Regions from separate parts of the Mus musculus genome. Here all the other regions are linked to region 2. Evidence: chromatin loops called from intact Hi-C (ENCODE). Cell type or tissue: heart. All regions are shown on one strand. Region 1 overlaps Arfgef1 (ADP-ribosylation factor guanine nucleotide-exchange factor 1(brefeldin A-inhibited)). Region 2 holds the start of Vcpip1 (valosin containing protein (p97)/p47 complex interacting protein 1). Region 3 holds the start of Cops5 (COP9 signalosome subunit 5). Region 4 holds the start of 2610203C22Rik (RIKEN cDNA 2610203C22 gene). Region 5 holds the start of Rrs1 (ribosome biogenesis regulator 1). Region 6 holds the start of Sgk3 (serum/glucocorticoid regulated kinase 3). Region 7 holds the start of Snhg6 (small nucleolar RNA host gene 6).

Evidence for each region. A loop is a pair of places that touch in the nucleus more often than their neighbours do. Peaks named below come from ENCODE experiments on the same cell type or tissue, not always from the same donor. Only the 100,000 strongest peaks of a DNase experiment are listed, where the experiment ranks them.
Region 1: it touches region 2 in a loop (3-fold over the local background); 4 of 42 quality-filtered maps call a loop at or near these places.
Region 3: it touches region 2 in a loop (2.4-fold over the local background); 2 of 42 quality-filtered maps call a loop at or near these places.
Region 4: it touches region 2 in a loop (2.4-fold over the local background); 2 of 42 quality-filtered maps call a loop at or near these places.
Region 5: it touches region 2 in a loop (7-fold over the local background); 2 of 42 quality-filtered maps call a loop at or near these places.
Region 6: a loop joins it to region 2, with 2.1 times the contacts of the local background. A loop is called at or near these places in 5 of 42 quality-filtered maps.
Region 7: a loop joins it to region 2, with 6 times the contacts of the local background. A loop is called at or near these places in 3 of 42 quality-filtered maps.

Annotation. Positions count from the first base shown.
Region 1 is chr1:10,227,477-10,231,476 of GRCm38, reverse strand. The region is part of intron 1 of Arfgef1 (ADP-ribosylation factor guanine nucleotide-exchange factor 1(brefeldin A-inhibited)); the gene reads left to right. Among named protein-coding and RNA genes, the nearest start is that of Arfgef1, 3.2 kb to the left of the region's middle. In heart, a CTCF peak has its summit at 2,272; a DNase peak (open chromatin) is centred at 2,316; H3K4me3 peaks cover 459 bases; H3K27ac peaks cover 1,089 bases.
Region 2 is chr1:9,746,003-9,750,002 of GRCm38, reverse strand. It overlaps Vcpip1 (valosin containing protein (p97)/p47 complex interacting protein 1), which reads left to right and starts at 1,621. Exons shown (of 3, transcript NM_173443.3): 1 at 1,621-4,000. The coding sequence starts at 1,847. 1700034P13Rik (RIKEN cDNA 1700034P13 gene) reads right to left here and starts at 2,355. Exons shown (of 4, transcript NR_040462.1): 1 at 1,399-2,355. In heart, no CTCF peak of the experiment used is centred here; DNase peaks (open chromatin) are centred at 1,532 and 2,202; H3K4me3 peaks cover 2,969 bases; H3K27ac peaks cover 1,591 bases.
Region 3 is chr1:10,038,132-10,042,131 of GRCm38, reverse strand. Cops5 (COP9 signalosome subunit 5) reads left to right here and starts at 3,973. Exons shown (of 8, transcript NM_013715.2): 1 at 3,973-4,000. It overlaps Cspp1 (centrosome and spindle pole associated protein 1), which reads right to left and starts at 3,914. Exons shown (of 30, transcript NM_026493.3): 1 at 3,788-3,914. In heart, CTCF peaks have their summits at 2,293 and 2,492 (motif pointing left); DNase peaks (open chromatin) are centred at 2,151 and 2,361; H3K4me3 peaks cover 2,781 bases; H3K27ac peaks cover 2,300 bases.
Region 4 is chr1:9,628,396-9,632,395 of GRCm38, reverse strand. It overlaps 2610203C22Rik (RIKEN cDNA 2610203C22 gene), which reads left to right and starts at 1,304. Exons shown (of 5, transcript NR_015470.1): 1 at 1,304-1,335. In heart, no CTCF peak of the experiment used is centred here; DNase peaks (open chromatin) are centred at 745, 1,245 and 2,095; H3K27ac peaks cover 536 bases.
Region 5 is chr1:9,543,560-9,547,559 of GRCm38, reverse strand. It overlaps Rrs1 (ribosome biogenesis regulator 1), which reads right to left and starts at 2,152. Exons shown (of 1, transcript NM_021511.2): 1 at 105-2,152. The coding sequence starts at 2,036. The coding sequence ends at 939. In heart, a CTCF peak has its summit at 2,212 (motif pointing right); DNase peaks (open chromatin) are centred at 1,539 and 2,249; H3K4me3 peaks cover 2,934 bases; H3K27ac peaks cover 1,716 bases.
Region 6 is chr1:9,796,602-9,800,601 of GRCm38, reverse strand. Sgk3 (serum/glucocorticoid regulated kinase 3) reads right to left here and starts at 2,472. Exons shown (of 18, transcript NM_133220.2): 1 at 2,356-2,472. In heart, a CTCF peak has its summit at 2,180; a DNase peak (open chromatin) is centred at 2,441; H3K4me3 peaks cover 2,195 bases; H3K27ac peaks cover 1,668 bases.
Region 7 is chr1:9,942,170-9,946,169 of GRCm38, reverse strand. Snhg6 (small nucleolar RNA host gene 6) reads left to right here and starts at 2,052. Exons shown (of 4, transcript NR_024067.2): 1 at 2,052-2,150; 2 at 3,453-3,560; 3 at 3,779-3,847. It overlaps Snord87 (small nucleolar RNA, C/D box 87), which reads left to right and starts at 3,627; the gene lies at 3,627-3,700. It also overlaps a transcript of Mcmdc2 not described here. In heart, no CTCF peak of the experiment used is centred here; a DNase peak (open chromatin) is centred at 2,019; H3K4me3 peaks cover 2,501 bases; H3K27ac peaks cover 2,164 bases.

The sequences.
Region 1 (4,000 bases), 480 kb before region 2:
AGAAGCCAGAACATTTAACACAGATAAATTTGTGATGCTTACCCTTTTGTTTATAGCCCTGGACCAGAGCAGCTCAACTTTGCAAGAAATGAAAATGGTTAAAAGTGATTTTTGAAAAACATTTTTGAAAGGGGACAAACTAACTTTATGCTAAAGTAAGGGGTCCAGATAGGTTAGAGACAATTTTGCATTTAAGTTTTGACTTAAGACTACCATTTAACTTACTCCAAATGTTACAGCCGCCCTTCCTCCTTTTTTTCTCAATACTTAGTAATATGAAAAACATCAACTGGATTTGTTTAACATCCACCAAAAAATGGTCCTTTTTGTTGGTGGTGTTTTGTTGTTAATGTAGTAGTATAGTGGACTTAAATAGTTCCTTCCTTTGCCCTTCATTGGTCATAAGTTCCCATTTTGTTATTGTAACTAACAACACGTTTCCAGGTGAATGAGAAGACTATTGTACAGTTGCAAAAATTGAATTTATATTTGGGTCCTGAAAGAAGTCATTATTAATTGGAGTGATAGGAAGGGTTTTAAGAACTTTTAAAATTATTGTGTGCTGTAGGGTTTTCAGTAACCTGGCAGGGTAAAAAAACAAATGAAATTCAAATTAAAGCTTTAGTATTTAAGAACTAAGCTTTGCTGTGTTAGAGTATGTGTGTCCATTTTTTTTCCTTTTTTTTTTTTTTTTTTTTTTTTAAGCAAGGGGCATGGGGGCATGCAGACAGGTTCCAAGTAGCCCAGGCTGGCCTAATATTTCTTTGTAGCTGAGGACAACTTGAACTTTCCTAAACCACTGTCTCTGATTTTGAATTCTGGGATTATAGACAAATGACGGCTTGTTTTAGAGGTGCAATGCAGAGGATGGAACCCAGGGATTCATTTGTAGTGGCAAGCATTCTATCAACTGAAAAATATCCAAACCCAGAAAGTATTTCCAGTATGCTAAAGCATACACATTTACAGGTTTTAAGTAAACTGGTTTTTATGTACTTTTTTTCTCTTTCCAAATACTAAAATGAGTATGTTGGCAGCTCATCGAAATGAGAGTCTGGGGTTTAAGTCCATCTTTTGTTACAGTTCAGTATTACTGTGCTTGGACTTTCTCAGTCCAGTTAAGGGTAGTGGACTCAGTGAATGTGAGTGCGTTCTTCTGCTAGATACATCTGGTATTCTTGCCGCTCTACATTTCTTCAGAAAGTCTGTAGCTCCCTTAACTGCAGCCCTGACATTTTTAGGCATAGGAATTCTTGATGGTGTGCTCTTTAAATCTTTTGCCATTTAACGAGTACCAGAGTACTTTGTTTACAGGAAGTTTTTTGGGTGTTTTTGTTTTTAACAAGAGGCATTTTCCATATTTCATAAAAGTTACATTTAGCTCTCTATAAAGTAAATTTTCAGTATGCAGTCTCATGGTAAATAACCCCTGATTTTTTTTTCTTCCAGTCATCTGTCAGTATTAAGTTTGGGATAGCTGCTATCTATCACTGGCTGACTTGGAACTCATTATGTAGACCAGGCTACCCTTGAACTATAGAACTTATGGCAGTCCTCCTGCCTCTGCCTCCAAGGTACTGAGATTACTGGTGCCTACTGGTGTGTGTGGCTATTGTTAAAACCCTTGTGAATATTTCTATATATATTCATTCTCTCTTTAGATGTTGTTGAACACTTAACACGGAGCTGAAAGGAGATGGGCAGTAAGCTAGGAAACATGCGCTATGCCAGACTTTGAATCCTTTTCTGGTTTTGTTTGAAAAAAATTTTATTGGCATTCAAGTAGAATTCAGATCATTGATATTTGTTATGTTTATCTCCCCTTTATTATAATAACCAGTTAAAAGAATTTTTCTGTAAATAATACTCATAAAATTAGAGCTTATCATGAACTCTTAAGAATACTCTATTTGACTTAAAATATAACTTTTTTGTAAACAAACAGTAGAAGTCAGGTTCAGTGACTGATGCCCGTAATGCCAGCAGTTAGGAGGATAGATTGCCATGAATGAATTTCAGGCTTTCTTGGTTGGGTTTCATAGCAAAAACATTTTCCACTCTCAAAGATACTATATAAATGAATTTTCAATGTTTACAAACAGTAACGAATCTTTAAATGGTATACAATTATTTAAAGCTTATTTTAAAATTTCTAGCATGTTAGATTTTATTTTACAGAATGGTTGTAAAAGAGCCTTTCCTTGTTAAATTAGTAGGAAGCCCAGGAACAGCTAGCTCCAGGTTGCCCTCTCTTGGTACCTGCCCTGTAGTTCTGTGTAGTGAACATGGAGGGATTCTCTGCTGCCCTAGCTTAGTGTGATCCATGCCTGCTCTTGAGAATCCTGCAGTAAAAATAGTCTGGCCATCTGCTGGCAGATGAGACAACAGCTGAGCTATTTTTAGTTTCAAAGAATTTAAGATTGTTCAGGATAGAGCTTGAAGGTGGTGGCATTGTTTCTCTTTGGGGAGGTTCTGTTGGGACATCCTCCAGCCAGGCTTCTAGGTTCAGGAGTTTCTTTGATGTTAGGATGTAAGTAAACTAGTCAACTTCTGGTTTTAGATAGCTGTGATAATAACTACAGATGTTGGAGTGAAAGTTCATGGTTGGAATCGACACTGTTGCAAAGTAAGAGAGAGAGAAGGTTTTCAGGAAGACAGACCAGGGGGACCAGCAGGGACGCAAGAGAAGTCAGTTTTCCTCAGGCAGAATATGAGTTTCTATTGTTACTCATTCTGTGAAATTATCCTGTTGACTTAGCTTTCTTATGAGTTTGTTACCCATAAATATAATTTACCCTAGAAATATATACTTTATTTATTTACTTACTTCCTTACTTAGACAAGGTCTTGCTAGATAGATTTGATTGGCTTGGTGCTAGCTACGCAGACCAGACTAACCCAGATACAGCAGTCAGGGTGACTTTGGCCTCTCGAGTGTTGGGATGTGAGCTACCTTGAACTTGTCAGTAATAAGAATGTAATATCATGATGCAAATATTACAGAACTCCCTTGCTTCTGCCTCACTAACCTGTTCTTATTTCAAGTGGTACTGTAATAAAAGAGTATGAGTGGAGGCTGAAGTCTGTGGTGCTGGTTTTGTGGTACTTTTACTTATCACCATCTGAGACAGGGCCTTCTTCCCATTCAACCTAGAAATTACCATCTTTGTAAGACTGTCAGGGCAGTGAGCCTCTTTTCTTCCCCTGTCTACCCTCACCTCCCAGCACTGGGGTAGCAAATATGTGTCATTGTGCATACCTGGCTTTGTGTGGGTGCTGGGACTCCAAATTCAGGGCTTCATGTTTGTGCAGTACACTTTTCCCAGTGAGCTGCCTCCTACCTTCCTAACACATTTAAGATACAATTTTAATCAATTAGCAAGTCTTCTTTGCTATCTAAAGTAAAAGGTGGTGTTCAGTACCTGAGCTGCCTGAATCTTTGAGTAAAAAAAGATCCAGTGTATATGGTCTTTACTTTGACATTTCAGGTTGGTTTTAAGGATCCTTTATTCAGAATGGCCATGGATAAAATGTTGTGAAGCCTAACCTCTAGAGAAACTTTTTTTTTTATTACGTATTTTCCTCAATTACATTTCCAATGCTATCCCAAAAGTCCCCCACACCCTCCCCCCCCACTTCCCTACCTACTCATTCCCATTTTTTGGCCCTGGCGTTCCCCTGTACTGGGGCATATAAAGTTTGTGTGTCCAATGGGCCTCTCTTTGCAGTGATGGCCGACTAGGCCATCTTTTGATACATATGCAGCTAGAGTCAAGAGCTCCGGGGTACTGGTTAGATCATAATGTTGTTCCTTCGATAGGGTTGCAGACCCTTTAGCTCCTTGGGTGCTGTCTCTCGAGAAACTCTTCACCCACACATTGAGCTGACAGAGTAAGCTCAGGTTACAGTCAGATACAATCTTATTTCCATTGGGAGTTTAAACTGCACATGAAATTCTCTAAAGCAACCTAACCTGCTGAATTTTATTTACCTTCTCCTA
Region 2 (4,000 bases):
TGAACAGGTTGTACTTATGTATTTAGAAATACATGACTATGTCATAGTAAGCAATGAAAAAGCTATTATTTTTACATTACTTTTAATTAAAATAATAATCAGATAACTTCAACTTCTGTCCACTTCTGTCAAGTGGACAGAAATAAACATAGAGCCTAATTATCCTGAATTTCAGAGAAAAGAGTGTGTTTAACACAAAGAACAGTTATAGATCTACACACACACACACACACACACACACACACACATACAGTTTGAAAAATGCATCAGTTGAGACCACGAATTTGAAAGAGAGCAAGGAGGGGCATATATGAGGGTTAGGAAGGAGGAATGGGAAGGGACATATAATTATATTATAGTCTAAAAAATAGAGTGAAGTGAAAATCTCCTATATATTATGCAGGCTGGGATTATATCTCAGTTAGTAGAATGCCTGCCTATCATGCATGAAGCTCCAAGTTCAGCCCTTAACACTGCATAACCTAGGTGTAGTGGTATGTACCTCTGACCCTGGCATTTGGGAGGTGGAGGCAGAAGACAGAAAGTTCAAGGTCAATTCTCTACTATAGGGAGTTTGAGGTCTGCCTGGGCTAAAAAAGTAAAACTGTATACTATATATGCATAGAAAAACCTTAATAATTGTGATCTCTAACTGCTAACAGACAACGTTAACTTTCTTTTAAACTTATTTTTTAAACATTTGATGACAAGCAATTTCCTTAACACTTAAAAAAGAAGACAGGTTGGTGGCAAACATCTTTAGTCCCATCACTCAGGAGATAGAGGCAGGTGGATCTCTGTGGATTTGAGGCCACCCTCGTCTATTTAGTGAATTCTACACAAACAAACAAACAAATAAACAAATAAACAGACAGACAGACAGACATACAAAAAGACAAATATAATAACAGGATGTTTTCTTTAAAAGTGTTCTTACAAGTTGGCGATCAGTAATTCTCAAACTGTGACCTTTCATCATTAACCTACCAGCTTATAACTACGAATAAGATAGAAGCTCAGTTACGGCACTTGCTAGCTAAGTGGTAATTTTAAAAAAATGACATCGTATTTGAAAAATTAATATACTTAAAAAAAAAAGTAGCCTCATAGAAAACTCCTTCCATGTTCTTAGGACCTTTAACCCGGACTTCCTAGCAGTGGTGGTGGACTTTAGACCCTCTTCCACACCAATCCTTTGCACTTTTGTTTTCCCCAAGCACACTCCTTTCTGCGCAAGGGGAAAGTGCAGGGGGACACTACCCACAGCAGCCTAGGAATGTGATTTCTCTGACTCTTTCTCGTGGGCCATAGAATGGGGGACAAACTACAAAAGAGATCCAGTTAAAAATACAACTACCGACAAGCTCCGCGAATCATCGACTTCCTTTCTGCCCCCACCTTCCGAGTGCCTTCCTCTTCCTCCTCCCCGCGTGCGTCGAGTCGCTTTGCATCACGGTATTTGAAGTTCTTTCTGGACGGAAGCGCCTAGCACTCCTTCGCGAGAGAGGAGCCGGAAGACTCTGGTTCCCAGAGGGCAGAGCAGAAGCTACGCCTGCGCAGTCTCAGTGAGGGCGTGTATGTCTGTGTCTGAGGGAGAGAGCGAGAGTGAGTGAGTGTGAGTGCGGGGTGGGGTGGTGGCCGTTACGTTCGGGGCAACGGCTAAGGCAGTGGAGAAGTGAGAAGAGAAACAACGTCCGGCGCTTCCGCCTTCGCCTAGGAGGAGGAGGAACTGGTAGGAAAAGGAAAGCCATTCGCCCTGGGCCTGGACTAGACCTCGTCGGGCCGGCGGAGGTCTGGCTATGTGCCTTTGAGGGTCGCTTGGGACGCCGAGCGAGAGCCGAGAGCGATGTCTCAGCCGCCGCCGCCTCCTCCGCTGCCGCCGCCGCCGCCTCCCCCTGAGGCTCCGCAGACTTCGTCGTCTCTGGCGGCGGCGGCTTCTCCGGGGGGCCTTTCGAAACGAAGGGACCGAAGAATCCTTTCCGGGAGTTGCCCGGATCCCAAGTGCCAGGCGCGCCTCTTCTTCCCGGCCTCGGGTTCTGTCAGCATCGAGTGTACCGAGTGCGGACAGCGGCACGAGCAGCAACAGCTGCTGGGAGTGGAGGAGGTGACCGACCCGGACGTAGTGCTGCACAATCTGCTGCGGAACGCGCTACTCGGAGTGACGGGGGCTCCCAAGAAGAACACGGAACTGGTAAAGGTGATGGGCCTCTCCAACTACCACTGCAAATTATTGTCGCCAATATTGGCACGCTATGGAATGGACAAACAAACGGGCCGGGCCAAGCTTCTCCGGGACATGAACCAAGGCGAACTGTTCGATTGCGCGTTACTTGGTGACCGGGCCTTCCTCATCGAACCAGAGCACGTCAACACAGTGGGCTATGGCAAGGACCGCTCCGGAAGCCTCCTGTATTTGCACGACACGCTCGAGGATATCAAACGGGCTAATAAAAGTCAAGAATGCCTCATCCCAGTGCATGTGGATGGGGATGGACACTGCCTAGTGCATGCTGTGTCTAGGGCTCTAGTAGGCCGAGAGCTCTTCTGGCATGCTCTGAGGGAGAATCTTAAGCAGCACTTTCAGCAGCACCTAGCCCGATATCAAGCCCTGTTTCATGACTTTATTGATGCTGCCGAGTGGGAGGACATTATCAATGAATGTGACCCTCTGTTTGTGCCACCTGAAGGTGTCCCCTTAGGCCTGAGGAATATCCACATATTCGGCCTTGCCAATGTGTTACATCGTCCCATAATTCTTTTAGATTCCCTCAGCGGCATGAGAAGCTCTGGTGATTATTCAGCCACCTTTCTACCTGGCCTCATACCTGCAGAGAAATGCACTGGGAGAGATGGTCATTTGAACAAGCCAATCTGTATTGCGTGGAGTAGCTCTGGTAGAAACCATTATATTCCCTTGGTAGGCATAAAGGGGGCTGCCCTGCCCAAACTACCCATGAATTTGTTACCTAAAGCATGGGGTGTGCCTCAGGACCTTATTAAAAAGTACATCAAGCTTGAGGAGGATGGTGGCTGTGTTATTGGAGGAGACAGAAGTTTGCAGGATAAGTACTTACTTAGGCTGGTTGCTGCTATGGAAGAAGTCTTTATGGACAAACATGGTATCCATCCTAGTTTGGTTGCTGATGTACATCAGTATTTCTACAGAAGGACTGGGGTGATAGGAGTTCAGCCTGAGGAAGTTACAGCAGCTGCTAAAAAGGCAGTAATGGACAATCGCCTTCACAAGTGTTTGCTTTGTGGTGCCCTTTCTGAACTTCATGTCCCTTCTGAGTGGTTGGCTCCAGGAGGGAAACTGTATAACTTGGCAAAAAGTACTCATGGGCAGTTGAGGCCTGACAAAAATTACAGCTTTCCCTTAAACAATTTGGTTTGTTCATATGATCCAGTAAAAGATGTTCTGCTACCAGACTATGGATTGAGTAATCTAACAGCTTGTAATTGGTGCCATGGCTCATCTGTGCGAAGAGTCAGAGGAGATGGCTCTATTGTGTATTTGGATGGAGACAGAACTAATTCTAGGTCTACTGGTGGCAAATGTGGTTGTGGATTCAAACATTTTTGGGAAGGTAAAGAGTATGACAATCTTCCAGAAGCTTTTCCTATCACTTTGGAGTGGGGAGGAAGAGTAGTCAGAGAAACAGTATATTGGTTTCAGTATGAAAGCGATCCATCTTTGAATAGTAATGTTTATGATGTTGCAATGAAACTTGTTACCAAGCACTTTCCAGGTGAATTTGGGAGTGAGATCCTAGTTCAGAAAGTTGTCCACACTATATTGCATCAGACTGCAAAAAAAAATCCGGACGATTACACTCCTGTAAATATAGATGGTGCTCATGCTCAGAGAGTTGGAGATGTGCAAGGACAAGAATTGGAGTCGCAGCTACCAACTAAAATTATTCTTACTGGACAGAAAACAAAAACTTTGCATAAGGAAGAATTAAACATGAGTAAAACTGAAAGAACTATTCAACAGAAC
Region 3 (4,000 bases), 290 kb before region 2:
GCGGTAAGTAAGTGTTTTCAACAGACAGAAATGGTAAGTACTTGCCATCCCAGTTACTCCCTACTCAGGACAGAGGCAGGCAGAAAAGATCCCAAGTTTAAGCAGTCAATCTTCAATATACTCCATCAAAACAGAACGTAACTACTTTAAGATACAAGGACAAACATGGGGTCAAATGAACACAGGTAGGGATAACCCACAAGTAAATGCTGGGCAATGTTCACTTGAATGAATGCGGAAGACCTGAAGCTGGATAAAATGTCAGGATTCCCTCCTAACAGTAACTTAGTACCAATTATTATTACAACTTCTGAAACTCATCTTAGGTAACAGTAACTACAATAAACTATCTATTAACCAATAGCCTTTTCCCCAGTAATGACCTTTTGCCAAAGGCTATTAGGAGCAATACTGTAGTTAAACAATTTAGATGAACTACTACTGCACTGATGTATGGACGCATCAAGAACACACAATAATGGCAACCCGAGTTTCTTAGTAAGAGGGCGCTGGGAAATAATTATATGACTGGAGCTTGAACTGGGTGACTTCGGAAAAAGTGTAAGAGAACAGAACTTTGCCATCAGGAAGTGGGAAAAATTTTAATTAAATTCTAATTAAAAATTCATAATAAATCTTACCTATAGTATGAGGTTAAAATGAAACAAAAAAAAAAAAAAAAAGAGGCAGCTACCTGCAAAAAAAAATGACTCTACTACAAGAAAAAAGGACTAGGGACAGATGCTCAGGGAGAAATAAGATGTAGACAAGAACAAGGGCAGGCATAAAAGACAGAGGGGAAAATGAAGTTTCTCATTGAACTAGCCAGAAAGGGTCTCACAGTCTTCTTCTCCTTAGCATATACATGAGCATTTGACTATGAGTACCATCCAAATCTGGACAAATCACTCTGAATTTTGCTAAAGAAAAGGTGTCCTGAAAGCATCCTTTCCTGTTTGCCTTATCTGAACCTATCTGCTCCCCTCCCAGGCCATCCCAGAGATTCCAGAGAGAAAGAGCCTCTCTATGGGAGCACGTCAGCAAATACTTCACACCAGCAAGTTCACAAAAAAAGGGGGGGCAAAACAAAACAAAACAAAAAAAAGTGTCTCCCTACTTTTTTGGAGCTCTTTTTTGCTTATCAACATGACAAGCCATTCTTCCACATAAAACTTAGCTTCTTAGAATAACTGGCTTTCTATAAAGCCTTTTTTTCTTTTCTTTTCTTTCCCCCCTGGAGGCAGGGTCTCACTATATAACTCTGGTTGGCTTAGAACTCAAGAGATCTGCTTACCTCTGTCTCCAAAGTGGTGGGATTAAAGGCATGTGCCACCACACCCAGCTATAAAATTGTTTTGATTGCTTTTAGGACCTTACACTGTACAAACTGTTTGAAAACTAAGTCTTATCAAAACTTCTACGTTAGCTTCTTAATCTTATTATCTTCAGAGCCAGATATATCTCAAAAGATGAGTCTCACTGCTAACATTTAATGAAAACTTGATTTGGGTCTGGAAAAAATGGCTCAAAACGTAGACACTTGCAGCCATGATGACGGAGTTTGACAGCTGGGATTCTGTAGGAGGAGAGAAAATTAAGATACACACACACACACATCATACACATATATATATGTATGTGTGTGTATATATATATGTGTGTGTGTGTGTATATACATACACACAGTACGTATTTCTTTCAAACCAGATTCTAATTCCACACAAAGATACACTATCAAGGCAGAGAAAGTTCTCTCATCAAGCAACCACAGTGAGAGAAAAGCAACAGATTTCATAGGGATATGGAGAAGATTAAGTTTAACTTGCAAAGTGTTAAACATTAACCAACCCTCCGGGTGCAAGCACTCTGCGAGGCTTAGCAGCGATGCGCCAGCAGAAGAGAAGGCGCAGGAGAGCCACTAAGGTCTCCAGAGACGCAGCGGGTGGCAGATGCCTCTGAAAGCGTCAACGCGTTGTCAGGCAACCGGCGGGCCCAGAGGCCGCCCGGGAGTCTGCAGCGCGCGTGCAGGGCACCGCCCCCAGCCCGGCAGCCTCGAGACCAGCACCTGGGGCCAAGCCGGGCCACCGCCTCGCGACCCGCGCCTCAAGCCCTGCCCCCACAACACCCCGGAGCTTCCCGGCTCCGCCCGGCAGGCTCGAACCCCCGCCCGGCTACAGCGACCCGGGCCGGCCTCCCGCGCCAGGGCGCCGACTCTTCGCACAGCCGTCCACACCCGCTACCCACCGACTTACTCCCAGCGAGAAGCCACGCTCCCAGCGGGCTCCACAGTCCGTGGTTCCGGCGACTCCGGCGCGGACCTAAAAACCGGTCGCCCGCTCAGGACTCCGCCTCCCAGGCCCAGCCCCCCGCCCGCCCTCCACCAACGGCCAGGCGCGGCCCCGCCCCTCGGGCTGCTGGCGGAGGCCGCGCGGCCGAGGGCGCCCCCTGCAGCCCCGGAGGCCACCCGGTGCACCCGCTGCTGCGCCCAGGGATTCCTGAAATGTGACCACTCCCAGGCTAAATCCCAGCCATCCAAGCCCAGGACGGTCTCCAGTCACGAAGTGTGGATGTGAGAGAAGGAATGTCCGCACCAGCAGTCTGGTCAACTCTCTGTCCTGGGCTTTCATTACCATTTCAACATGTTATTCTGTATGTTTCGAGTGGCTGTGTATTGTGACCACTGGAACAAGCTTACACAAGCTTCTCAGAAAGAACTTAAGATACTAATGTACTCTAATGTCCCTAGTGTGCCCGAAGTTATACTTTAAGAAGATTCTATTTTTATTTTTGGTTTCGTTATTTTGTCTCCAATAGTCCAGGGAGAAAGCGGGGTTGGAACTCTTGATTCTCCATTCTCCACCTCCCAAGTACTGGAATTAGAAGAATGTTGCAATGTCCTTGCTCTGTTTTGTTTGCCCAGCTCCTTGACTTTTTGAAACAGGGTCTCCTGCAGCCCAGGCAAAAGCACCTGCATTAGAAGAGGATACAGACGGGCAGTAGTGGTGCACGCCTTGAATCCCAGCACTCAAGCAGGCAGCTCTCGAGTTTGAGGCCAGCCTGGACTACATAGTTCCAGAACTGCAAAAACCCCGGGGTCCAGGTGAAGCAGCTACAGAGCCTTCGAATTCCTGTGAAGGAGCAGTTACTGACGAAGAGTTAAGGAAAGGCATCTCCGAGCTGTGCTTTTTAAAATCTGTGTGCTCTAAAGCAGAAATGTCAAGAAGTGCATTTCAAGCAATGCCTAACAACTAATATATTACTAAGCCAAGGAAAAAAGTTCTAATAGAATGAAAAACTGGGTTGGGGGAGCTAAAAGAAGATGATGAAGCTGGAGAAGTCTTTAAGAACCGTGTTACGAAAAAAATTAAATATATTAGAATTAAATAAAACACAAATTTCATGCATGCCTTCAACTTACAGTCTAGTGGGCAATTGGGGATGAGAATGTGAGGGAAGAAAACCTAAAAATACGACTGAAACAAATTTCACATTAACTGCTGGAAGGCACAGGTTGCGGAGATTAAATCTGCACTGAGACAAACCTTTTTTAAAAAGTAGCGCCTAAGGCATTCACCGCTCCTAACACTTGTATAAAATGTTACCCTATAAAGTCCCTAAAAAAGTTAATCTTAGCAACCGGTAACTTTTGCTTGCCACCTCGCAACAGTAGCGAAAACACAAAAGCGGAACGCCAACCACAAACCCCGGAGGCTTAACACACCGCAAATTATCTTAAAAGAGTCACGCGATCTTCCCCCTCCAAAACCAATAATCCGGAGATACTTACACCTCTGTTTCTCTAGAGATATTTAGTATTCCAAACAATTTATTTCGTTTGAAGCACCTACACTCACATAAACATAATTCCCCAAACTCAAGTTTCCTCCTACACACAATATGGTGGCATCTGAGTCTGCGCAGTACGAGCCGAGCCGGCCGACTCCTTCCTGGCAGGCCAATAGTCCCGCCTTCCGGCGCGAAAGGCTGTACCATTCCCACA
Region 4 (4,000 bases), 120 kb after region 2:
ACCAAGTACATGCCTAGTGCCTATGAAGTCGGAAAAGGGTGTGGAATCCCCAAAATATGGGTGCTGAGATCTTGGGTCTTCTGCAAGAGCAGCATGTTTTCCCCAATGCTGAATTGTCCCCATAGCCCTCACTGTGAGCTTCTTTAAATTCTCCTCTTTTTTCCATTGTTTTCTTTCTGCTGTCTCAAACTTCCACATCTCTTTCTCCATTTATTTCTTCTAGGATCTGTGTCCTGATCATTTCTTCTCACTCTGCTAAATTCTATTACTTTTAGATGACTTTTGCTTTTTGTCTTCTTTGAGAGAAGGCAGGATCTGCATTGCAAAGTGTAGCATTAAATTGTGAAGTGGGGGGGGGGGATGGCATGTTTCTGAAACCTTTGTCACAAATACAGGTTTCTTGGTGGAGGAGCCCCTTCCTTCTGGAGACCACCTCCACACTCAAAGAATAACTGAAGTGGGAACTGGGCCAGTGGTTTTATTTTCTGCACAAGCACCGCCAAAGCACAACAAAGAGGCTGGAAGTATCCCCAGGTGGAGGTATGTTCTCATGTCATCAGGAAGCCTACCTGCTTTCCCTGTACCCTGCCCCCTCTCACCACATGCCGCAGGGGATTTTTTTTTTTTTAAGTCAGAAAGGCTGGGGCATTGACCTGTGTTATGTACACTGTTTGTACTGTTGCCCTGGACACTGGGATGACAACTGAGCCACTGTCTTTCACAACTAGCTTGCTTACCTGCTGAGTAATGGGCTGGCTGAGGGCCCTTTTTGGCCTCCTTCCTTGGCTTCCAGCCTTTTGGAGGCACAAGCAACGTTTTCTTTCTAAAAGGAAATTTCGGCTCTCATCAGGAACATGAAGGCCTTTCTGACCTTTTAATCATCTATAGGGAAGATAAAAGTCCATCTTGGATGGAGGATCACATGAGCTGAGGTACTTTAAGCACTTAGCTCAGAGCCCACCACATGTAAACTACATACACCAGTGCCTGTTAACTGTCTATCTGTCTTCACATGCAACAGTCCACTGAACCCAGAGAGGAATCCCAGAAGATCTGTAGCTTTAACCTGAGGATTCAGAGGCTAGGAATAGAGCCTTTTACACTCCTCCTTGGGCTGGGAGAGCAGAGAGTAAGTAGCCAGAACAGGAAGCATCTTTCCTCTTCCTACTTCCCCTGAGCTCCATCTTTAGCCCTCTCCTAAGGAAGAGCATGACACAGATGCGGAAGCATAGTTTACAATAGCATCCAGCTGCAGAGCAGTCTGCTGGCAAGAGCCTGGACAGGCCCTAGAGAACGAAGAGGACGAAGATGACAAGCAGCTTTGAATTCCTTCTGGTATGTCTACAAAGTGACAAGGGTACAGGTCCACCTGTGTGTGTGGGTGTGTGTGTGTGTGTGTGTGTGTGTGAGAGAGAGAGAGAGAGAGAGAGAGAGAAGTGTCCTTTCATTTCTGAGGCATAAAGGGAGATCTCTGTAGATAAGAGGGCTCTCTCCTCCCTGCCTCCACACTGTCCCTGCTCCTCTGCAAGGACAGAGAATTTTCATGGAATAGTCTCCTGGATTTATGGCCGTGAGGCTTGTGTGTGAGACTACATAGCCTGCTTTCCTGGTGAGGTCACTGTTTCTTGAGTTATTGTCTTGCTTTACTTGGCCTGCATGAATAACAAGAATGTGGTGCAGAGGGCTTATTTATGAAGTACCAAATCTCTGCCTGGTTATACCTTACCAAGCAAGCTTCCCATCAGACCTGACTCCTCAGGAGCACTTTAGTCCTAGGGTCTGGTTTGAAGTCTAGTGAGGCTAAATGAGCAGGGCTGGGCCTTCTTCCTCCGAGTTGGAGCAGACAGACAAAAGCCTGTGGTCTCCTAAGCCAATGCACTTTGTAGGTTTCAGTTGAGGACTAATTTTGCTGGTAGGGAATGCAGGCAGGAGGCCAAAGGCAGCAGTTGGCAGCAAGTAGACTCTTTTGAATTCAAAAGAGTCGTCACCACCCACATCTTGCTTCTGAGCCAAGCAAGGGTCACTGGCCCGGACTGACCTGGCACACTGGGTGACCACCTGGGGCTGCAGGATCAGCCCAAATGCTACAGTGGGAAATGGAGAGCCTTGTGTTCAGCCGCCCTGGAGCCCTTCCCCTGCCCACCTTCTTCTGAGAGAGAACCCTGGACCCTGGCTCAGGAAATGATTCTATTTTCAGTTCCTGCCTGGCTGGCTGAATCACTCACTGCTCGCCACCCGTCCCTGCTTCTTCTGAATGGGGCGGATTATCACACCATATGTTAATGCAATTCACAATTTGCAAAGCCCGGTTAGGCTTGGGCTCTGTTGAGTTTTCATCAGCCGGTGAGGTAGATCGGGTAGGTAATTTAATTTGAATGCAAAATAGAGGTTCAAAGAAACTCAGGCAGCAAGGAGGCTCACCACTGTGAGGTGGGGTCTGGCACCCGGCTTCTCACTTGGCAGCAGTTTCTACACTGTCAGGGGTTCACAGCTCTTGGGCTGAATGGCAGGGGACCCTGCTAACAGTTTCCTGTCTTCTTTATAGAGGACATTTGCTTCAGAAGGGTGTTAGGCTGTGGGAGTGCAAAGAATTTAAAATCTTACTTTCTAGTCTCAAATTGAGTCTCAGATTCATCTCTCCAATCCCTAAGGTTTATATGACCCACAACAACGTAAAGGGCAACCCCTTCTTGCTCCGATCCATTTCATGCTTGTGTGGCCTATACTTTAGCCTATAAGACAGGTACATTCTAATGCATTGTCTCTAGGACAGTCCAGCTTTTAAGAACTGGCAGAACCTGGGCAAATGGCTGGCAAGGATGAATACTGGTCATAATACTAATGGAGCCTTCCATCCTTCAAGCCTGTAGGGTATTGCCCAAGACTATTATCCACAGAGAAGTTGGTGAGAACCCTAAGGGAGGGGCTCAGTAACCAGGGACAACATGGAGGGAGGCTCAGGGTAGTCCCAGGCATTTTTAGCTACTGTGGAAGTGCTCCAATAGTCTCACTTGAGTAGCCACACTAATACAAATCAGCTGCATATTGGCCCAGGTAATTTTGTTTAATCATTTCTGGGACAAGGAGGCAGGTAGGATATTTTCTTTTTCAACCAATGAAGAAAGTGAACTCAGAAATCTGCATGAGGTTCTACAGCCACTCAAGTTCTCGTTGTCACGTTTGAAGTGCAGAGCACGGGATACCCAAGACTTTGGGTGGAGGAGATGACAGTCCTGGCTGGTCAGAGTATTGGGGTCTGAGGCCCTACTGAGGTCAAAGGGTGAGAGGTGTGGGGAAAACAAGGAAGGGAACTGAAAAGTGTGTGTGTGTGTTTATGGAAAGTTGCTGAGCTGAGGGGACAACAGAGAGAAACAAGCTTGCTCTCACTGATTAGATTTGGTTTGAGCTAGTCCTGGGTGGTACCAAGAAACAATTTGCATAGTTTGTGCTGCCTCTTGTCTTTATCTAAAGGTTGGCATCTGGGGAACATGTGTGCTCTTGGAGCATTACCTATAGAATCTAATATGTTACAAATAGCTGCGTCCTATTTAGTGAGAGCTGCTGCTGAACCCCTCATGTTCCCCCAACCCTTTGCCAATCTCTCTGTTTCCTGGCTGGTGGAAGGCTTAGCTCAATGGAGTGTCACACAGGACACAGGATGATGAGGTGTGGCTCTCTGTGAATCAAGCCCTGGAGATCAGGTGGTTGAATAGAACGCTTACTTTGTTTCTTTGTGGGTAGGCCTCCAAATATGGGTCAGCATTTGCTCAGCACTCCAGGGACACCTGCTCTACTTGAAAATGTAGGCCCTTTCAGCAAGGCCTCAGCCACCTGTTGGTAGGGGAAATTGCCTTATGGCAAATGCCTTCTGGCCCAGAGCTTGAGACAGTGGCCCTGGCTCATGACCCCAGCTATTTGGGAGCCCTGTGAAAGAGAACTTTGAGTTTGAGGTCAGTCAGGTAGCTTAGTGATTCAAAATAGACTTTAAAAATGGGATAGG
Region 5 (4,000 bases), 200 kb after region 2:
AATTCCCAACTGCTAGCAACTGACAGACCAACTTGCTTTAAAGAAAACACCCCTTCCTCAATTCTAGAATTGCTATTAATAACTTACAAAAATAATGCAAATACTAATTATGCAAAGATAAGTTTATTAAGAACAAAATAAGACAATGAAACAGGGAAAAACATCTAGGACAGAAATAAACATGAAATCTGCTGCTCGATTATAATCTCAGCACTTGGCCCTGAGTTCCAGGGCAGCCTTGGTTCCATAGTGAATGCCAGATATTTTGACAATATCTAAAACCCAAGCCAATTAAACAAAAGCCACCGGTTACAAACAAAATGACAACTATTTCTGGACTTAAAGCAATCCATTGGCCAAATGCACCACCTGAACCAACACCAAAAAGCACTATACTTTTAATATTATAGTTAGGGCCAAAGTTTTCCTAAAACAAGGGGTCTTTTTTAGAACCACTGTAACTACTTTGTTTTTCTCAAGCACACTCCATATTGGTGCCCAGGTTACTGGCTTCACATGCAACCTCTACCGACAGTAAAAGTTAAAAGCAACACCAGGTACCTGCATCCATTTACAATACTTGCAAATCACAGGTAGATATAATTTTCCCCCGCCCTCCCCGCTTTGATAAATACACAAGCTTTGTTATAAAAATAATGCAAAAATGTTGAAACCAATCTACTGTAACGCAGTATCCAAAGTCAAGATAAAAAGGCAGGCCTTAACTTATTCCTGGTTCTGGCTATATCATTTCTATAATTCTCAAAATACACCAATTTCCAGTCAGTGTCTCTATTAACTCGTCCAGCACTGACTCGAGGGAAGGCAAACCCGTCCTTTTAATGTCAAATGTCACTGAGGGCAGCGGCCACCTATACCGCCCAAGTTAACTTTTAGTACAGTCCCAGCTTTTCAGAACTGGTCCCGAGGGGAGAACGCTACTTCCTCCTCTTCCCACCTTGGGGCGGCACTCCTTTCTTCTTGCCAGCTAAAGCAGAAGGCCAGGAATGCTTTTTGCTTCCCAAGCCTCCTTTCCTCTTTTCTCCCTGACCCGGCGGGCCGCCCTTTCTCTTGCCCGAAGGTCCTTGCCGGCCCCCTTTCCTCTTGCCTTTCTGGCTCATTTTCCTCCTCTTGGCAGCCTCCTCCTGGTCCTCTTCCCTCATCTGCTTGTTGGTGGCCCTCGTCACGTCCAGCCGAGGTTTCTTGCTGTTCATGACTCGAAGTAGCTCCAACTGGTTCTTTTTCTCGGCTGCGAAGTCCCCAAAGAGGGGCTGAAACTTCCTCTTCTTGCCGGAGCCCCGGGGAGCTTTCTCCTTGGGAAGGCGCTCCTGGAAGCGTCCCACCGAAGCGGTGGAAACCTTGGCCACTTGCATGGCGCGGCCCAGCTCTTCCTTACTCTGGTGTCCAGTAGGGTGCAGGCCGGCTGAGCTGGGCATCTGCATCTTGTGCGCGCGAGCCAGGTTCCGCAGACGGTTCAGCTCATTCTTGGCCACGCGTTCTTTCTTGGCCTGAGTCCTCTTGGCGAACTGGTCTTCCATGGGGTCGGCGCTCCCAGGCACCTCGATCAGCCATTCTTTAGTGTCATCCCGGGCGCGCTTGTAGCCCCAACGGCGCCGCCACTGGCCACTCGCCTCGTCCCACACGAGGTTGGTCTTCTTCTTGGGACGGATTCCCTTAAGGCGCGCGAACTGCTGCCAGCGGGTGAGCGGCCGTGGTCGGGGCAGCGGCTTCTCGCGGGGCAGGCGAGTGGCGGGCTCCGGCAAGCGCGCGACCACCGCCTCCTCCACGCGCTCGGTCGGCAGCCGCCACAGCTGGTTGATGAGCAGCTGCGTGTTGTCCCGCGCCAGGGCCCGCAGCTCGGCCTCCGGCGACGGCCCGGCCTGGCGCAGCACGGTCGGGGGGTTGCGGTCCGAAGCCAGCAGGTTGCCCAGGTCGAACTCCAGCTCCAGCTCCTTGTGCACCGTGATGCGCTGCAGCTTCTCCGCCTCCTCCTGCTCTGCCTTGGCCAGCAGCTCCTCCACGCGCTGGCCCTCCATGGCTCTCGCTGCGGCTCGGATCCCTCACTTCGGGACAGCGGCGGGACGTATCGCCACTACAGCAGCACCCTAAACCGGCAACCACGTGCGGACGTCCGGACCCGTAATCCGGAAGAGGAAAGATCACTTCCGGGTTGTCTGGAAGCGGCTCACAGCTAGGCGGGGAGGTAAAGACCGGCAGAGGGCGGCATTGGACAGCAGATGGGCTTAGAGGCGGGACTTGGATTCGTCACCGGATGTTGGCCCGACTGGCGCTGAGGGTTGGCTAACCAGCTCAGGACCTGGTTGGGACTACGTTTCCCAGCATGCTGTGGGGCAGAGGTAGTGCAGTAGGACGCGGGCTGCTCAAACTCTTGGAAGTGCCTGCATTGTAGCTTCCGAATGGAGCGTCTACACCACAGTGTCTATGGGTAAATCTATTACAGAGGTGTTTGGGGCGAGACAAATTATTTCCCCAGAGTTATAGCCCGTTCTCTGTGCCCTAGGTGTGAGCGGAGACAGATCCCACGGATACCTGTCCAAGTTAGGCATTGTTTTGCGACTTAGTAGGGCTTGCAGTTTGTCTGTACGTGGCCTGGGCACCAATTCTGGCCATGCCATTGTTTGTTCCTGTGATATTTGTGTAGGCCTGAAAAATCGTGGAAGATGGAGACTCTGGTAGTATCCAGGAGTGTTTTAAAGGTAAATGTGTTAATAAGCTTGGAGGAAGGCTAAGATCCAGTGAAAACCAAATAGTTTTTATTCAGTAGTCATGGTGGCCTAGGGAGTTAAAAATCTCAGTTTACTATTTACTGCCATCTATTTTTATAGGTTTTTACCTCAGTCCGGTGTTAGAATGGGCACATGTTCATCTAATGTCATCCAAAAAAGTGTTTTGTTTGTTTGTTTGTTTGGTTGGTTTTTTTGTCTTGTCACATAAGTAGACTTTTACTGATTTATTTATTTTTTAGTTTAGATCACATGAACCGGAGGCCGAGCTTGAACTCCCTGTACATCGAAAGAGAACTTGACTTCTTTTTTGTTTGTTTGTTTTTTGTTATTTTTTGAGACAGGGTTTCTCTGTATAGCCCTGGCTGTCCTGGAACTCACTCTGTAGACCAGGCTGGCTTCGAACTCAGAAATCTGCTTTCCTCTGCCTCCCAAGTGCTGGGATTAAAGGTGTGCACCACCACTGAGAACTTCTTGATTCTCCTACCTCTCTCTCAAGCATTAGTGTTTCAGGCATGCAATATCCAGTGTCCAGTTCCATTTTTTAAACTAAGTTTTTGGTTAGAATGCAAAGTAATTATTTTCAATATGGTGCTTTCATACAGGTATCATTGTTATCTCCATCCTTCACTGCCTTCCCCGTCCCCCATAAATAGACATTTAAAAAATGCAGACTAAACTGGGTATGGTGTATAATCCCAGCACTCTAGAGAAAGAGGCAGGAGGGCCAGGTGTTCAAGGCTAGCCTTAGTTGCATATGGAGTCATCCAAATCATTTTTGTTTTTAATGTGGTTTAAGTTTGCTATATAGCTAAGAATGGTCTTGGAATTAATTCCCTTGCCTCTGCCTCCCAAATTCTGGCATTACAGGCAGGAGCCACTATAATTCTTTGTTTTCCTCTTGGTGCTAGACCAGATGTCAAAATCTACACAGCACAAAGCTTCCTCCAAAGTTGCTCCTCCTTCCACCATCCTCTCATCCTCTTCCTCATTGTCTTTGCTGCCCAAGGAACCCTGCCATTGGGAATACTGTAGAGACAATAGTCCCAGGAGATGTGGTCATCATTCAAGTCTAGTAACTTGCTCGGATGATGGCAAATTCATCTTTGACTTTCCCTATCCAAATCTCATCAGTTCAAAGCCTAGATAGCTTGTCTCTGTATGTTGCGCCCTTTCACTCCCCACTGCTGTGGCCTTACTTCATCCTAGCCTGGATCTCTTCTATCTGCTTCTCTAGACCATCTCTCTACTATGTA
Region 6 (4,000 bases), 51 kb before region 2:
TTTTTAGAAGTATAAACTTAAGTAATTAGCTTCAGAAAACACACCGCCATGTCAGACACTTCAGAAGAACACTGAGAAATCCCTTTGATCATTGTATTTGAACTCCCTCATAAACCCAAGTGCTTAGAGACATATGTAAGAAAGCTTTCAGCACAAGAACAAACAGCATTTGTCCCACTTAACACCCCTTAAAACCAGACCAAAAATAAAATAAAATAAAAAATAGGCAGGGTGTTTGACAAGAAAAAAAGAAAGAAAAAACAACCACTAAGTTATTTTTCAAAAACTAGAGATGATAAATCCTTAGTCCATAGGGTATCTTTGTCCTTTTTATAAGGAGAATACTGCATCAGGTACTGTTTGAAATAAGAGAAGCACTGGGTTAGGCCTCTCTTCAGCACAAATCAATTACGATGGTATTTTGGGATGTATGTTTTGAAAGAGCAAGCTTTCTGAAGCCATTCATTCCACAAATATTTATTACAGGCCTGCACGTGCCAGGCTCCGCCCATTTATGCGCCTTCTCCACCTGGGCTCACCCTCCATTAGCTTGGCAAACAGGCAAACAGCAAAGCCAACAGTTTGATACCGTGGTGTCTTTACTTGTACAAAAGGGAGAGCGTTTTGAGATGTACTGACCTCACACGGTCTCTCTGAAGACAATTATTAGATGTTAGGTTGAATTTAATTCACGAGTAGCACTCATGTCTGCGGTATCTACAGAAGCTGTACTGGGGCGGGAGAGCCCCTTTGCTTCGTACAGTCCTATTAATCAGGCTTACCAACTCATTTAGTTACCTCCCAGGAAATGGAAATTTATGAGAAGGAAAAGAACCAACAGAGGCAGTGAGTATGATAAAAAAAAATCTTGATATTACATTTATAATCACCACAGTTGTTATTATTTATTGACCATTCTCAGTCTTTACCATCTAGGCACCAGGCCCAAAACACTCATTTAAAAAGATCATTTTATTTTGGGGGAAAATCCTCTCTCTATATATAAGCCGCAAGACACAAAATGGACACCTTACAGGATTCATCAACCAATTCAGTGCCAGCAACAACCAACCGCAAAAAAAAAAATTACCAAACTGTTAATGGTAATGTCTACAAACAAAAAGGGTTCTGTTTCACAGTTCAAGTTTAATCTGATGCTCCCATCTGAGCCACGTCATATAAATTGTCAAACATATTGAAAACAAAGCTCCCTATAAAAACAAAACTAGGTTCAGTCCAGTGGCAGTGTAAAGAAAGGGAACTTCTGATGTCTGAGTTGTCAGACTTGGAATCAGAGAGTCCACCTTTCTGAAGTTACATGGGATCTGGCCTGAGACCTGCCAGCAACAGGTCCCATCTCTCCACGCCTGAATCCTACGGGGAATGAAGGGTAAGAACTTGCCTTAAGGGAGTGGTAGCCTAAGGGGGCAGAAGGCACACCCATTCCTAAAATATGTCTGAAACTTCCTCTAATGTTTCCAGCTCTTTCTATAACATTGGGGAACTAGAGTATGCATGGCCTCTTCGTGGCTACAACCACAAATAACTTATCATTTTGAGTTAAGAATTTGAGGTAATATTTATAAAGCACTTAGGAAACAGAGCAGTTCATAGTATGAGCTGTGTTTGCTAAATAAAGCAGGCACTTTCCAGGCCTGTTAGGTAAACAATCTAGTGAGAAGGGCAAGACTCTACCCAAGAGGCGTTTTTGGGGTTTTGTTGTTTTGTTTTCCTCTCTCTTTCTCTCTCTCTCTCTCTCTCTCTCTCCCCCTCTCTCTCTCTCTCTTTCTTCTTCTGTGTTTATTCTCGAATCCTAAGTGCATCCAGCATAGTCTCTGCCTGCAGAACTGCAGTTCAACCAGGCATTCGGTGCAACATTAAGTCAAAGACCTTTGTTTCAAGAGGCGAATCCCTTCTCTTTTCTACCGGTCCAAAGAACCATCCCTAAGCGCGCCCTAGAACCGAAAACCTCAGCGCGCTTTAAGGCGGCATTCGTCGGTGCTTGAACCGTGAGAATCGACCGAGCGAAAACAGACCGAAGGGTTCGAGTCTGAGAACTTGAAAAAGAGTGGCGACGCGATCTAGCCCTGCCGACCACTTCACACCGTCGCCCCGGCGGGTCCGCGCAGAACCCCATCCCGCGTCAGGTGGGCTCCCGGGTCCTCGCCACCCGCTGCCCCGCTCGGGGGGCCGGGCGAGCCGCCCGCGCTCCCCCGCGCGAGGGAGCCCCACGCCACGGCGCTGAGCTCTCCCGGAGCACACAAAGACCGCGCCGGGCCGCGGCGGGACCCCGGCGCCCGAGAGAGCCCGGCCGGGACCCCGGCACGCAGACCGGCGCACCCGCCCCGCACCTACCCGGCTGTGCGGCGTCCGGGCGCCCGGGCGCGGAGCCCAGAGCGCTGGCAGTTTCTTCTTCCCGGCGGCGCGGCCGGGCGCCGGCGTTTCCTCCCTGACGCGTCACGGCGGCTCCTCCCGCGAAGCGCCGGGCGGCGGGCGGGCGGGCGGGCGGCGCGAGGGGACGGCGGGGTCGGCCGGGACCCGCGCGGATGGCGGGACCGCTCGGCTACCCGCGCTCGCCCGTCACGCGGGGTGCAAAGTTCAGGAGGAGACGCCGCCGGACTCCTGCGCTCAGCTGACGGGATGCGCGAGGTCCGCGGCGAGGGTGACCTTGGCCCACTCGGGAGCCCGGGCGGCAGAGCGGACCCGGGCGGTGGCAGAGGGCTGGGGGCTGCGGCTTCCTGCAAGCTGGACGCTGCAGAAGCCAAATAAGTATTCGGACGATCTGGAGAGCCCACTGTGCTTCCTTTAGCTTTTTCTGGGCAGTTTTCTACACTTTTTCCCACGTCAGCAGATTGATTTTTTTTTTTTTTTTTGACCAGTGTTTATGGATGAGCGAGGGCTCTCACAAATTGGCAGATAGATGCTATGTACAGATAATATGCGTTTCTCTTGATCATTTTAGATCTATGGATTATTTTTGTTTGTTATTTTTAAACTACCCAACACACTCTACTGCTGGTGCTTGTCCATTTAACTACAGAAGCTGCGTTTTTAAAAACCCGTTCTGTGAATGGGGAACTAAGAATTACACGATTCAATGGTTGTGGAGTAGAGTTAAAATTTTGAACTAGAGAGCCACACCACCACTGTAGTTTAGGTTTTATCTGATACCACGTGAAAGTAGACCCACACAACTGTTTAAAGGATTTCTGTCTGCATGGCATGCTTCATATTTTACATTAATCTACCCTTTGAATCATATGGTTCCAGAAAATTTGCCACAAATCTATGAACAAATAGAGGAACTGAGATGAATGAGTGAGTTCCGTAAATTCAAAGAACTCTTTATATTTTAGAACGATACTCAGAAGATTTAGCCTCATGAATAAATGTAAGAAAAGTTATTTGTACTATCCATGCTGCAATATGGCCTTGTCCTTAAAATAGGTTGTGAACCCAAATTCTTTTATACTGTGAAACCTATTATTCTCACAGGACTTTCTTAACAGCGATTCTCCATGGCTTTGGGAAATGGACAAGAAAATACAGTTCATAGAGCCCAACATATTGCAGCAGTCATTTATATGTTCCACTATGATCTGCTTACAAAGCAATACACACAATAAAGCACACATCTTCTCTGTGACAAAAAAACAAGTGATCAGTGTATCTGCTAATTAAAGCCATATTCATAATACTGAAGAAATGCTCTTGGACAAAAGGAAATTTTATGTCAATAAACACTAAGGGAATGACATCATTCTCGATTAAAAGATAAATACCTAACTATCACCACATTTTGACGTTAGGGAAAAAAAAAAAAACAGATGGAAACCATTTTAGTGTTTCCAGGATAAATTTGTCTTACCACTATAAAGAACGTGGGGCGGGGGAGGGGGGAAGAGAGATCGAGAGCCCACCAACATTTATGGACAAGAAATGAGGATGATCTTCATTTGATTAAGAGGAAGTTAGGTATGGGCTTGTGAGTGAGTGTGTG
Region 7 (4,000 bases), 200 kb before region 2:
CTTATTCTTTCTTCACCTGTTCTCTCTCTGTAACTTGTTCTCTCTTTGTAATCTGTCTCTGTATAACTGTCCTAGTAAAATGGCCTTTTCTCTGCCTGCCCCTCAAGTAGCTTTCCTTGTATCCTATTCTATTAAATCTTTCTCTGATTTATCACTTTGCCTGCCATTCAATTAGACATCACTTTTAAACATGATACTTCCTTCTACAAACTAATTTTATCTTCCTTGTTGGGATTCAAGGTGTGTACTAAGGGCGTGTCTGTATTAAGGCCAGAAGAAATAAAGGTATATGCTAAGAGCAGAGCCACACCACAATTAAAAACTTGTTCTTTTTTAAACTAAATAACATAATCTTAGAGTTCACTGTGTGAGCAAATATCCTACAATACACTACCAATTAAAAAAAATCAAAACTAGAAAATCAATGCAGTCATAACATTCACAAACAAGGTAACTTTGCTGGGTAGTTTGATGTCAGTTTGACACATGCTATAGAGGAGGGTCCCTCAATTGAGAAACTGCTAACATAAGACTAGGCTGTATGCAAACCTATAGGGCATTTTCTTAATTAGTGGTTAATGAGGAAGGCACAGGATGAGCCAAAGAATGAGAAGGAGCCAGAAGATGAGAACAGATCGCCAGAGTTAGTTTGAGGCCAAGGAGAGTAAAAAGTCAGAGGCTGAGAGAGAAGCCAGCTCTTTGTAGGTGAGGATACCCCTGGGCCAGGGATCCTGAGACGCAAGCTGAGAAGGCATGAGATAAGCCAGTAAGCTTCACCCCTCCATGACCTCTGCATTGGTTTCTGTACTGCTTGAGTTCCTATTTTGACTTCCTTCAGTGATGAATAGTGGCTTAGAATGCTAAATCAAATGAGCCCTTTCCCTCCCCAATTTGCTTTTGGTTGTGGTGTTTCATCATGACCATTAAGTTCAACAATAGTAACTCTAACACATTAGGTGACTACTTTCTTTTTTTTTTAAAGATATATTTATTTATTTTTATGTATGTGAGTACACTTTAGCTTTCTTCAGACACACCAGAAGAGGTCATTGGATCTCATTACAGATGGTTGGGAGCCACCATGTGGTTACAGGGATTTGAACTCAGGACCTCTGGAAAAGCAGTCAGTGCTCTTAACTAGCTGAGCTGTCTCTCCAGCCCGGTGACTACTTCATGACTAAGAAAAATTCTATTACTATTACAAATCAAACTCATTAACAGCTTCTCCTTTTTTTCTTTCTTTCTTTCTTTTTTTTTTTTTCTTTCTTCTTTAGGTTTTTTCGAGACAGGGTTTCTCTGTGTAGCCCTGGCTGACCTGGAACTCACTCTGTAGACCAGGCTGGCCTCGAACTCAGAAATCCGCCTGCCTGGGATTTAAGGGAATAAGTGCTGGGATTAAAGGTGTGCGCCACCACGCCCTGCACGCTCCTTTTTTTCTGACAATCAATTTTTATCTCTCTTTCTGTGAGTGTGTCCGTGTGCTTGCTGCTTCCAGAACACTAACTCTAATGGAGCTGCTGTGGGCTGGGGATGTCTTAGCAGTTAAGAACACTGACTGTTCATCCAGAGGACCCAGGGTTAGATTCCCAGCACTCATATTGTAAGTTGGGTCACATATAACCCCAGTTCCAGGGCATCTGACACTCTCTACTGAACTCTGTCAGTACCAGGTTCTCGGGCGAGGCACACATGGCTAGCGTGCAGGCCAAACACCCATACATATAAAATACATCTTAGAAAAAAAAAATTAAATAGTTTCTAATACCAACGGTTTTTAAACACTGAAGTAGGTGAGGATGTAGAAGACCCAGCAAACATAAGGACCTGGACTGGGAGACTGTCCTATTTTAAGGCATTATTCATTACTTGAAAAATCAATTAAAAAGCTCTAGCGGAAGTATTCGCACTAATTCCCACAACCTGCTCCCTCCGCCCCACTAGAAACACAGAGCCGGAAGAGGAGGGGGTGAAGGCGAGCACGCAGAAGAGGGCTGGCCGGAAGAGGCGGGGCCTACAGGAGCGCCTTAGGGTCGCGCACGCTGGGCCACTTCCTTTCTCGGCAGCGCCGTAGAGCGCGAGCAGACGGTGCAGCATGGCGCACAGCGGAGGCCGCGGGCGGCCGAACCCGGCGTGTCCTTGGGCGTTTCCAGGTGCGAATCCTGCGGTCTGCTTAACCCCGTGTGTGCGGAGAGGGCTTCCTTGTTGGCGGCGTCCGTCTCTAGCCGGGTACGGGGGCCCCATGGCTCCCGGGTTCGGTGTGGCCCTTGGCCCGCTGTGAGCGGCGGGGCGCGTTCCCAATGGTCTCCAAATCTTAACCGAGATTAGTTATAAGGCCTGCTCCTCTGGACGCTTCGAAGTGCGGGCACAAGCGGCCGCTTCTGGCGGCAGCTTTCATCTGGGCCTGCACCCTGGCGGGAGCCCCTTTGTATCCCCAAGAAAAGCCACCATGCGGTCTGTTTCAGGCTTCCTAAGTGAGTAATCCATAGGAAATTTTACAGAGGCGGAAAAGTACTGCTTCTAAGATGTTAAGACCGCCAATTTTAGGCTTTTTTTTTTTTTTGGCTTTTTTTTTTTTTAAAGATTAATAGTTTGATCTGAAGTATTGGCATCACTCTAAAAAGCTTGTATTCATGGATCAACCCTGTAAGTACGATCTAAAGTTGGAGCAAAATTTTCAAACTATTTGAAAGCCACGCAGGGTGGGGATGCTGGCAAAAGAAGGTGGTGGTAAGTTCTGAAGCGTGTGGATACAAAAGAACACTACATTTCAGGCCTGCATGTTATACTTTACTGTTGGTATCTGTAAGCCAAATTGGGTACTCTGGATTTCTGTAAACTCAGCGTTTCAAATATGAAAATGATTAAGGATTTCTCATCGGTTTGCAGGTGATAAGTCATCACCAGTAATCGGTTCAATCATTCATTCTCTGATTTGTGACTCTGGCCATGCCGTTTCCTGTTCTAATGTCCCAGTGATGGTCTGCACAATTGCATATATGCCTCAAGCTTTTCCGTGCAAGCACCAAGACTGAGAAGCCAAGGCTTGGTACTCAGTCCTTTAAGTTAGTACTGGCAGTGAAGGGCGTGAGTAAAATGTTTTTCTGTCTGTGATGGACGGATGATGGGACAGGAACTGAAGCACCACAGGAACCTGGAGTTAGCGGATGCCGAAGCCATGGAGGATGCTATTAGCTTACGCTTTGGTTCTTAGAGAACACAGGGCCTCCAGCCCAGGGGAGGTGGCTGCCCCCTTACCCCAGTCACTGATTATGAAAATGCCTTACAGGCGTGCTTGTCCACAGCCCTATCTTAAGGATGCATTTTTACAATTGTAGCTTCCTACACCAGTGATTAGCTTGTGTCAAGGTGACATAAAAGTAGCCAGTGCACACTCATGCAAGGTATTAAAACATGGAAGTAAAATGAGAGTTCACAAATATTTTAATTTTTAGGTGCAACAAAACCTGCTCATTTGAAGGTGCTTGAACAAATATTTTCTAAACACTTGTCATGGAGAGTGATTGAAACAAGCTGCCAGGACTACATTTGCCAATAACAAGGTACAAATTGTGTGTGTGGTTTTTTTTTTTCTTTGAGGTTTGATTAACAGGGCCTTAATAGCTGGCACAATGATGACTTAAGTTTTTGCCGTTTACCCAGCTGAGTGTTTCTTTGAAGAGAGAATCTTAAAAGACTGAGATGCCAGCAGTATATAGATGATGCAAATGACTAACATGTGACGCCATTGTTAAAATGGGTTACTGTTTGTTCTCCCCAGCATGTAGGTGGCTGTAGTGGATGTCCAACTTTGGGAGCTGTGATGTCTAAAAACCCTTTATTGTTTTGGGTAAGTTTGCTTAATCAGTCATGTATCTGGATTCAATACTGTTTGATAACACTGAGGGGCTGGGGCCAGTTCGTTTTGAAGATCATTAGGGTGAACACCTGGGCCTAGTTTGAGATGGAAGAAAAATGATTTGGGGTTTCTGACTTTTTTTTT